Linked DNA regions of Homo sapiens: region 1 is linked to region 2. Evidence: chromatin loops called from intact Hi-C (ENCODE). Cell type or tissue: OCI-LY7. All regions are shown on one strand. Region 1 overlaps DIP2C (disco interacting protein 2 homolog C). Region 2 overlaps DIP2C (disco interacting protein 2 homolog C).

Region 1 (5,000 bases), 210 kb after region 2:
CCCACTAAGATGCCAGAGAGGAAGGAAAGAAGGCGTCATTTTTACTGCAGACTTCCCCCGTTGAAACAGATCATCTTCCACTTGGTGACTGTAGAGGTGCCCGTTCATTGTTGCTTAGGTGAAGTGCGTGGGACATGGTGCCTTCCCTTATCGCCGTCAGCAGCCGCTCCGTGACCTGTTGCTGTGTGTGCCTGTGCCCCCAGGGATGTCTGACATGCCTGGAGGCATTTTCGATCAGCACAAGTTGGGCAGTGGCTCAGCTGGCATCTGGTGGGGGGAGACCAGGGGTGTCCCAACAGCCTGCATGGGACGGCCAGTGGCTGAGAGCTCACACGCCAGGGCCAGGAGCCACGCCCGCCCTGACGGTTCACACTCGTAGATGCATGCCTGGCCCTGTGGCTCTTCCATCAGGCCCTCTGGTCGACAGAACCACTGGCTGCACAGTTATAAAATCACAGAAGAGTGGTGGCCACGTAGGAGCCCTCAGGAGGCCCTGCAGGCTGAGGGCCAGAGGCAACGCCTGCCCCCAAGGCCACCAGCTGCCAGGGACAAAGTTCAGTCTGGAACACTTAGAAAAATCAGAAATGTAGTTTTAGATTAGGTAACTTGTTTCTGGGCATACAGTTTTCTAAATAATCACTTCTGGGCATTAAAACAAATTCACCTGACTCCCCATAAGAATTCTTTGGAAAATAACTCATAATTATATAACTTCCTGAAGGAGTGAGCAGTAGCTCATCAATAACACATGTATGCAGTTCTGTCTGTGGCCTGGCCCTCAAAGCGTAACCTTTTCCCTGACTAGGCTGCTAGCTGCTTTGGAAAGCATCTGAAATGGAAGTGAGAGTACATAGGAACAGGAGCTGGCGGTGCAGTTCACTTTCCCACACACCACTGCATGCCTCTGGTCGGCACCCACGCCGCTGACCGTCGCTGCTAGCTGGCCTAGGCTCTCACCCTTGAGCAGTGCCGAGGGGAGCTCCTCGGATGCCAGACATCTTCATGAGACTCAGACCTGGCATTTTACATACAAAGAAGGAAAGCAAAGTCTGGCTGTAAAGTGACTTCCTTTCACCGGGCCCCGCCCAGGCACCCCCAAAGCCTCCCTGCTGCCCTCCAGATGGACCGTGTGCTGGGCCCCGCCCAGGCACCCCTGAACCCTCCCTGCTGCCCTCCAGATGGACCATGTGCTGGGCCCCGCCCAGGCACCCCCAAAGCCTCCCTGCTGCCCTCCAGATGGACCGTGTGCCGGGCCCCGCCCAGGCACCCCCAAAGCCTCCCTGCTGCCCTCCAGAGGGACCGTGTGCCGGGCCCCGCCCAGGCACCCCTGAACCCTCCCTGCTGCCCTCCAGATGGACTGTGTGCCGGGCCCCGCCCAGGCACCCCTGAACCCTCCCTGCTGCCCTCCAGATGGACCGTGTGCCGCTCTTTCTCCCGTGCCCTCGGGTGGGACACCACGCTGCCCTTCCCTCCCGGCTTCTGGGGCTGCTCTCACTCTTCTCATTCCTTTCTGTTTTTTTCTCCGCGATGTTCTCTCTTTGACCTTTCTAACCAGGTCTGTCTGTGGTCCCCTCCGTCTGGCTGGGCCCCTTCTCCCTTACCCCCCCACTGCAGAGAATCTCAGCGGCGTCCCAGTCTTGCTCTCCGATGCCCTCACCACCCACTCACAGTCCGCAGCCCCCAGCCCACCTCCAAGGAGTGTGGCCCCAGGGGCCTTTTCTCCAGTCCTCCAAGCCAGCCCCAAAGCCCTCTCCTTCCTTAAACCTCCCTTAAATATTCCTAGGTAAAAATGTCATCCAGCTTTAATCTCCAGCATCACTTTCAACCTTTACCAGCATGTAATATGCCTGGTGCTGCAGCCACTGGCAGGGGGCTCTGGGTCACACAGGTCAGAAGTCAGCTCCTCTGGGACGAGGTATTACACTCTGTAACCTCAGTTTCCCTCTTGCCTTAGTCTGTTTCCATTTCTGTAAAGGAACACCTGAGGCTGGTGATTTATAAAGAAAAGAAGTGTATTTGGCACACAGTTCTGCAGGCTGTACAGGAAGTGTGGTGCCTGCATCTGCCTCTGGTCAGGCTTCAGGGAGCTTCACTCATGGTGGAGGGAAAGAGGGGCCACAAGTGCAGAGATCACGTGGTGGGAGGAGGGGACAGACTGTTTTTAGCCACCGGCTCTCCCGGGAGCTGGTAGAGCAAGAACCTGCTCACCCCCAGGGAAGGCCTGCATCTATCATGACGGATCTGCCTGCATGACTCCGACTTCTCCATTAGGCCCCACCTCCAACCCTGGGAATCACATTTCAGCAGGAGCTCTGGGGGTGCTCAGAACAGGTGCAGTAAAGCCAGTCTTCCCAGGCACCTGTGAGGACAAAGTAAAGGAATGCTGTGAAGAGCCAGACTGGGGCAGATGCTGTCACTATGAGCTCCGGCAGCTGGATGGTGACAGAGGACTCACCTCTTCTGATCCACCGGCCCAGGGCTGCTGACCACAGAGGGTGAGAAAGTCGACAGTCCAAGGCCAGCAGTCGGGAGGCAGTGAAATGAGAGCCACTAAAAGCACTGATCTTATTTCTTTCTTGTTACTCTTCCTATAAAAATGGGATGGTGGTTTTCTCACTTGATCTGCATTAGGCTCTGTCACAGGATTAATTACTGTTCCTGTTGCTTTAATGGCACACTCACTTGCGAGCTCCAAGGCACCTGCCCAATTATCGTCTAATTACTCTGGAGAAGGTTAGCTTATTGGTATGCACATGCAATTTCCTTGAGAGAGAATATGAATGTGCACACGCACAAGAAAGACGGCCTACAGAGGAAGACCACCATTGTGAAAGTCAGTTGTCGAACAGGGGTATTAGCCATTTCTGCTTGGTTTTCTGCCCCTGTTTCTGATGCCCTTTTTATTCTTGGAGCCATGGTGGGTGGGACCTGCCTGCATCTGTGACAGGTCACCATGGAGAGCATTTCTGCATCATAGAGTGAGGGGACACACTCTCCCTGCTTCTGGAACAGATTACAGTCCCACATGTGCAGGAAGGAAATGATGAAATTGTGTTGAGACTATTTGCAAGTGACTGTTCAATTTTAAAATATTTGTTACAGTGTAATTCATTTAAAATGAAATCATAAGTCTCTCAATGACTTCCAATTTGGTCTTTCCATGAATACTTGAGTTTTTCAGACTTTAGATAGGAAAAAAATATAATATATATATATATATATATATTTGTCTGCATTTGAAGATGCGGTTTTAAGGCTGGGAATGGGCTCACACCGGTAATCCCAGTGCTTTGGGAGGCCAAGGCAGGAGAATCACTGGAGCCCAAGAGGTTTGAGGGCAGCCTGGGCAACATAGCGAGACTCCATCTCTACAACATTTTTTAAAAATGAACTAGGTGTGGTGGCATGTGCCTATAGTCCTAGCTACTTAAAAAGCTGAGGTGGGAGGACTGCTTGATCCTGAGAGTTAGAGGCTACAGTAAGCCATGATCACACCGCTGCACTCCAGCCTGGGCAATGGAGCAAGACCTTGTCTCAAAAGAAAAAGGAACAGTTTTAGCAATTTTTTACATCTTAAGAACATTACATTGGTGTAAAGTCCTAGAATGAAAACTTTCTTAGCTTCCTCCGGGCTTGTAACCTGAAGTCATAACTAAAGGGTATTACCAGAAAAGCATAGATACTAAATTAATTCCTACTCATTGGTTAGCCCAAGTATCAAGATCCTGAGAGCAGGGGCCACAGAATAGAAGTACATCAGTAAACTTGAGACTTAGCAGCAGAATGGAGGGAGTGAAGATAGAGACAAAGACAAACAGCTTAACAGGAGCCTTTCACCCGATCAGGTCCTTGTGTGTGTGTCTCAGTGCATGTGTGAGTGTGCTGTGCATACATGCATGTGTGTTTTGCAAGTGTGTGAATAGTGTCTGCACATGTGAATATGAGTTTGTACATGTGCGAGCTTGCCTGTGTCATGTGTTGCATGGGTGAGTGTGATGTGGGTACAAGTATAAGTGCATATATGCATGAGAGTATGAGTTTGTGCAAGTGTGTTGTGTATATATGCTGTTGTGTGTTACAAGTGTACGTGTGTGCAATACTGCATGTGTTTCAACTGCACATGCATGTGCATGAGTGTAGTGTGTGCTGCAAGTATAGACACGTGCATATATGTGTCATGAGTGTGTTGCAAGTATGTTGCAGTTGTGTGACTTTCAAATGTGTACACATTTATGGCTTTGCACGTGTCGTGTGTGTGCATACAAATATGTAGCAGATATTTGTGCACACGAGTACATGCAAGTATGAGTGTGCATGTGTGTGTTGCATGGGTGGGTGCCTGTATGTGGTACAAGTATATGAGGGTTTGCAAGAATGCAAGTGCACTCCCATGTGCATGTGTGTGCAAGTGTGAGTTTGCATGTGTGAGTGTAGTGTACTGTTTTATGTGTGTGTAAGTATGTTACATGTGTACGTGTGTGCATGCAGATGAGTTTGTGCTAGTGTGTGGGCTATGTGAGTATTGTGTGTGTGTTGCATGTGCACATGCACACTGAGTCTTAGTATTGCCTTGTATTTTGTATGTGGAGTTGTTACAAGTATACACACATGCATATATGTGGAAGTGTGTGTGTGTGTGTGTGCATTCGTGTGCATACATACATGTGTACATGAGAAGGATTTGCTGGGAGGGGGCCAGAGTTCTCCAGCTGGTCTTTAGTCCCTTCATCATGGCCTGTGGTCTTAGCAGACTGAGAGCTGGGCTGTCTGTGGAGCTCGTGTCCCTTTGCTGAATTAGTCATGTGCTGCATAGTGCTGTTTCTGTCAATGACAGACCACAGTGGTCCCCAAGACAGTGTCCCCTAAATGAGAGTGGTTCCGTAAGACTGTAATGAAGCTGAAAAATTCCTGTGAAATGGAGTTTATTGATGTTGTGGCCATCATAATGCAATGCGTTATGTGTTTGTGGCAATGCTAGTATAAACCTCTGCTGCCAGTTG
Region 2 (5,000 bases):
GCCATGACCTTGGGGTGGTCAGCAGCACTGGGTGTCCGCCCTCCAGGCCTCATGCCTGTGACTGTGCAGAGACCGAGCTGACCAGGACTTGCTGGCCAGTGTGGCTGTCAGGCTGGTGATATCGGGGTGTGCTTTCCATGTGATGTTCCCTCAACCCCACGCCCACCCCACCAAACTGCCTAGCAGAAATCATGCTGCCTTTCCTTGATGAAACGTTGAGTTTCCTGTGGAGGTGTAGGAATAGCATGATTTGGCTCAAGTCAAAATACTTTGTGGTGAAACTGCACAGAAGAGGATCCTAGGCTTCCATTTGACGTTTAGACAATGCCTGAGGGTTACAGGACCCTCTTGTTAAAAAGCACCAGATGAGAAAGGCTACTGGTTGTTAATAAAGAGACCTTTTATATTATCACAGAGAGGGTGGCTTGAGATAAATTCAGTGTAACATACTTGTGTTTGTAAGCCGTCAATCAAAGGGACCATCTTTCTGCTGGTGACACGTTTCTGGTATTGATTTTGTTCTGAAAAAGGATGAATGGCATTCGGTAGAATCATTCCAAAATTCACTTGGAAGGCGTCCATATGGTGCCTTCTTTTCTTCTGACATTCTGGGTATCATGAGGAATTATTCTTGCCTTCACCGCCAGCAGGAGGCTTTTCCCAAACACCTGCTCCTCTTCGGCGTTGTGGGTGTGAAGGGGTCAGAGTGACCCTGTCTTCATGGAGCTTTCAGACACCAGGACAGTGTGGGGCGGAGCGTCGGGCTTGGGTGGGCCAGAGGCTTTCCCCAGAAAACAGCTGCTGACTCAGGACTGCCCTCGACTCCCCTCCCTTGTTCCTTCACCTAATGTCTGAATTAGGGCTGTGTTCTACCATAGTGGGGGTGTCATGTTAACTGGAAGTGTGCTTTTGTTCTGGGCAGTAAGTAAATTCATGGTACATTTGCCAAGGACAGCAAGGTTTGATTTGATGAATCCAGTGGAGAAATGGAGAAGGGAAAAGGAGAAGGGGCTTGGCTGGATGGGGATGTGTATGATGGGAGCGGAGAGGGGCGGCCATGCAGGCTGGTGGGATGGAGGGGCCAAGTCCGTGTTTCCATGGAGTCTGTCAACGTTTGACTGTGCCACTAGACCTGAACCTCTGTGCTCTACTTTTAAAAACCCCCACAGTGAGGAAGCCCCTGATGGGCCTGAGTTGGTACTTCCTGTGGCCATTGCTGGGAAGTGCCGCGGATGCCTCTCCTGGCTGATGATGGCCCCGGGCCTGGAAACTGGGTTCATCCTGAGCTCTGCGAGGGGCTTGGGTTCCATGCACAGCAGGCACCTGCGCATCCCCCTCCCCCATCCCCCTGTCCCCCCTCCCACCCTACCCCCTGTCCCCCCCCCACCCTACCCCGTCCCCCCCAACCCCCTGTCCCCCCCCACCCTACCCCCTGTCCCCCCCCACCCCCTCCCCCTTTCCCCTCCCTTCCCCCCCTTTCCCCTCCCTTCCCCCCCTTTCCCCTCCCTTCCCCCCCTTTCCCCTCCCTTCCCCCCTTTCCCCTCCCTTCCCCCCCTTTCCCCTCCCTTCCCCCCCTTTCCCCTCCCTTCCCCCCCTTTCCCCTCCCTTCCCCCCCTTTCCCCTCCCTTCCCCCCTTTCCCCTCCCTTCCCCCCCTTTCCCCTCCCTTCCCCCCCTTTCCCCTCCCTTCCCCCCTTTCCCCTCCCTTCCCCCCCTTTCCCCTCCCTTCCCCCCCTTTCCCCTCCCTTCCCCCCCTTTCCCCTCCCTTCCCCCCCATCCCCTCCCTTCCCCCCCATCCCCTCCCTTCCCCCCCATCCCCTCCTTCCCCTCCCCATCCCCCCCCTCCTCTCCCCCGCCTCCCATACTGCCCGGTTGTCCCTAATGGAAGAGAATCAATGATGCCACTTCACTGATCTCCAGGGAAAGCAGGTCAACAACAGGTTATAAACGTGGGAACATTTTGGAAAAGCTGTCATCTGCTTGTCAGCTCCATCTTTCCTGCCCGGAAGATGTAGGGAGAACCTGCCTTCAGCCCACCCTCATCCCATAACAGGATGGAGGACAAAGGTACAGAGACCCAAGTCATGCCAGTGGCTTCAGGAAACCCCCTCGTTTCCTCTCGTCGTGGAAGTGGAAACCATCCCACTGGACTAGATCTTCCTGGGGAAGCCCCTTCACCCCGAAAGCAAGGAATCTGGTTTGAGCACAGACATATTCTTAGTGCCATCACTTTCTGCAGCTAAACTCTCCGTGTGTGGCCTGTTAATCTTGCTAGTTCAGTGTTATTGGGTCCCAGGAGTTTCTGTGGGTTGATGGCAGGTGTTTACCATAGTGTTTAGAGACGAGAATAGAATTTTATCTATTGTGTGAAAATCAGGTGATAACCATTGCCGTGTGATTGCTTGGGTTGGGTGGGGGCGGTGCTCATAGCTTTTTCTGAAGGCTTTCTTATTTTTATTTTTATTTTTTTGAGAGACAGTCTCACTCTGTTGCCCAGGCTGGAGTGCAGTGATGCGATCTTGGCTCACCGCAACCTCTGCCTCCCGGGTTCAGGCAGTTCTTCCTGCCTCAGCCTCTTGAGTAGCGGGATTATTAGTGTATGCCACCACGCTTGGCTAATTACAAAAATTTTTAGTAGAGACAGGGTTTTGCCATATTGGCCAGGCTGGTCTTGAACTCCTTACCTCAAGTGATTGGCCCACTTTGGCCTCCCAAAGTGCTGGGATTAAAGGTGTGAGCCACTGCACCCGGCCCGATCCTGACATCTTTTAAATCTGCCTTCATGAACCAAAAGCCAGTCTATGTTTGAAAATCAGCTTGGAAGAGCCTAGGAGGAGAGGGATGTACTTCAGCTAGGTAAATAACTATGCATATGTTAAAAATATAGGCCACAATCTACCTCAAATGTTAACTCTTCTGCTTTGTATTTTATATCCATTTATGGTTATTCTTTCAGTATTAAGATTTTTAAAGATTCTTTTGACAATTATGGACAAGTTACTATTAAAACTCAGCTGCATTTGTAACACTTTAAAGAACCAATTGGATGACATTTTTTTCCCTGAGGCATTTTGGATAGTTATGTAATTAACGTTTATAATTCTTAATAGTGATAACACTAAGTGTTAAAATTATGGAACAATTTGTTTTTCTGAAAATTACTATCTGCCTGCTCACCAGGTGGGAGCTGATGAGAACGTGGACGTAAAAATTGTTTTTAGCTTGTATAAAAGAAGTTAAAAAAAGCTTGTTTTTTGCTACTACTGAAGTTGCTTAGCTACAGAAATGAGGTTATTGCAGGCACCTAGAATTTTACCCCCTTCACTTCCACAGTGGGAATAAATCCTCCAAGCACAGGAATCCGACATTCTGATATTGAGACTCCTAGGCATAAAGCCCCCCATGGAAGGGGGGTGGTGATTACGTGAATGTTGGCGTTGATACGGGCATCCTCCAAGCCGGACGCAGGGAGCAGGGACGTGCAGAAAGACCAGGTCCCTCAGGAGCCATGAGGAAATACGGTGTTGGCAGCAGTGGTGAGGGTCGGTGTCAGGGGCCAGGAGGAGGTGGCGAAGGGAGCATGTGCCTCAAGGCAGCCCTGGAACCCGCGGTCCTTGGAGTGAGGTCTGGTCTGCAGGGGGACACGGACGGCCATGCGGTGAGGCCCACAGACAGCCTGGACTTGGCTGCCTCAGAACCCTCTGGTGAACATTGCGAACGGCCCTGCAGGGTTGCAGTGTAAATTCCTCGGACAAAGAAGACGCCTGGAACTGTTCCCGGCACGAAGCCAGCACCCTGTGAATGGTGGCCGTTGCTGTTGTGACTGAGTGCCGTCGAACTGGGGGCATTTGTTCTGCTCAGTTCACTTAATTGGGCCAGGAGTGGGGTTGCCATGCCTTCAACAAGCTTGACGTATTGAACGAGAACTGAGTCGATAATGCACTGTGTAAATACGCTCTCCTGGCTAGAGTGAGCAAAGCCCAAGGAAGGGGGGTGGTTCTTCAGTATTAGCAGGTGTTTGTGGTGGGGCCAGCTGTGCGGCTGGCAGGGCGAATGCACCAGGAAGCCTCTGTCCCCCCGAGGTGGCCAGCATTCCTGTTACACATGCTATAGGCAGAAGGTGGGCACTGCTGGGGAACTTGCTCATGTTCCTGTTCTCTGATTGGAAATTCAAGGTTTCTGAGCATCCTACATCTGAATTTGTACATTGCCAAGACTGTACACATTTCAGCACTGTTTTTTCTGCTTTTTGGATCTATACAACCTGGCATTTGGCCGTGGCTTCCAGGACAGGCTGGATGGTGAGTGAAGTCCTTTCCTCACTGTCGATGTTTGCAGATGTCTTTTTGTATAAACTTTGTATTTCTTGAGAGGTTCGATTAGGTTTTTACTTAATGAGACTTTTAAAATTGCCATGCACATGATTCTACCAGTTACAATCGTGAGCTAACGTGAGTTTTTGGTTTTACTTTGATGAATGTTTAAACATGTGCAGGCTGGACATGGGGTGGGGGTGGAGGTCATTTATCTACTTTTCATTTCCTTCTTGGTTATACTTAGTGACTTTCAGGTAAGGTGTGGAAGGCGTGGTACAGGGTGAATTGCAGGCTGCAGTGTGGCGCAGTGGACCGCGGTGTGGCACGGTGGACAAGAAGCATGGGCTGCGGTGTGCTGTGGTGGACGAGAGCCACGGGCCGTGGTGTGGCGCGGTGGAGGAGAGGCGCGGGCCGCAGTGTGCTGTGGTGGATGAGAGGTGCGGGCTGCAGCATGCAGTGGATGAGAGTAAAGGGGAGACTTCCGTCCTTGAGGGAAACACGCGACAAACAATTTTAAAAACTGATCATCTGGCTTACATGGTCCAACAAATTCAGTTTGCAAAGTTTGACTTCTAAGTTATTGTAGTAACTTTTCCCCTAAGTCATTAATTTAGTAGCTTATGTTTATTTCTTTTGTCTAAAGCGAGTCATAAATTCTAACATGAACGACTAAACATGTAATAATT

The links. A loop is a pair of places that touch in the nucleus more often than their neighbours do. Peaks named below come from ENCODE experiments on the same cell type or tissue, not always from the same donor. Only the 100,000 strongest peaks of a DNase experiment are listed, where the experiment ranks them.
Region 1: it touches region 2 in a loop (4-fold over the local background); 1 of 110 quality-filtered maps calls a loop at or near these places.

The regions. Positions count from the first base shown.
Region 1 is chr10:304,199-309,198 of GRCh38, reverse strand. All of the region lies in intron 32 of DIP2C (disco interacting protein 2 homolog C), which reads left to right. Among named protein-coding and RNA genes, the nearest start is that of ZMYND11, 170 kb to the right of the region's middle. RefSeq lists enhancers at 1-776, 2,003-2,052. In OCI-LY7, no CTCF peak of the experiment used is centred here; DNase peaks (open chromatin) are centred at 2,098 and 2,998; H3K4me3 peaks cover 3,197 bases; H3K27ac peaks cover 3,846 bases.
Region 2 is chr10:513,192-518,191 of GRCh38, reverse strand. All of the region lies in intron 1 of DIP2C (disco interacting protein 2 homolog C), which reads left to right. Among named protein-coding and RNA genes, the nearest start is that of DIP2C-AS2, 110 kb to the left of the region's middle. RefSeq lists an enhancer at 3,177-3,677. In OCI-LY7, no CTCF peak of the experiment used is centred here; DNase peaks (open chromatin) are centred at 1,224, 2,331, 3,991 and 4,611; H3K4me3 peaks cover 3,142 bases; H3K27ac peaks cover 4,574 bases.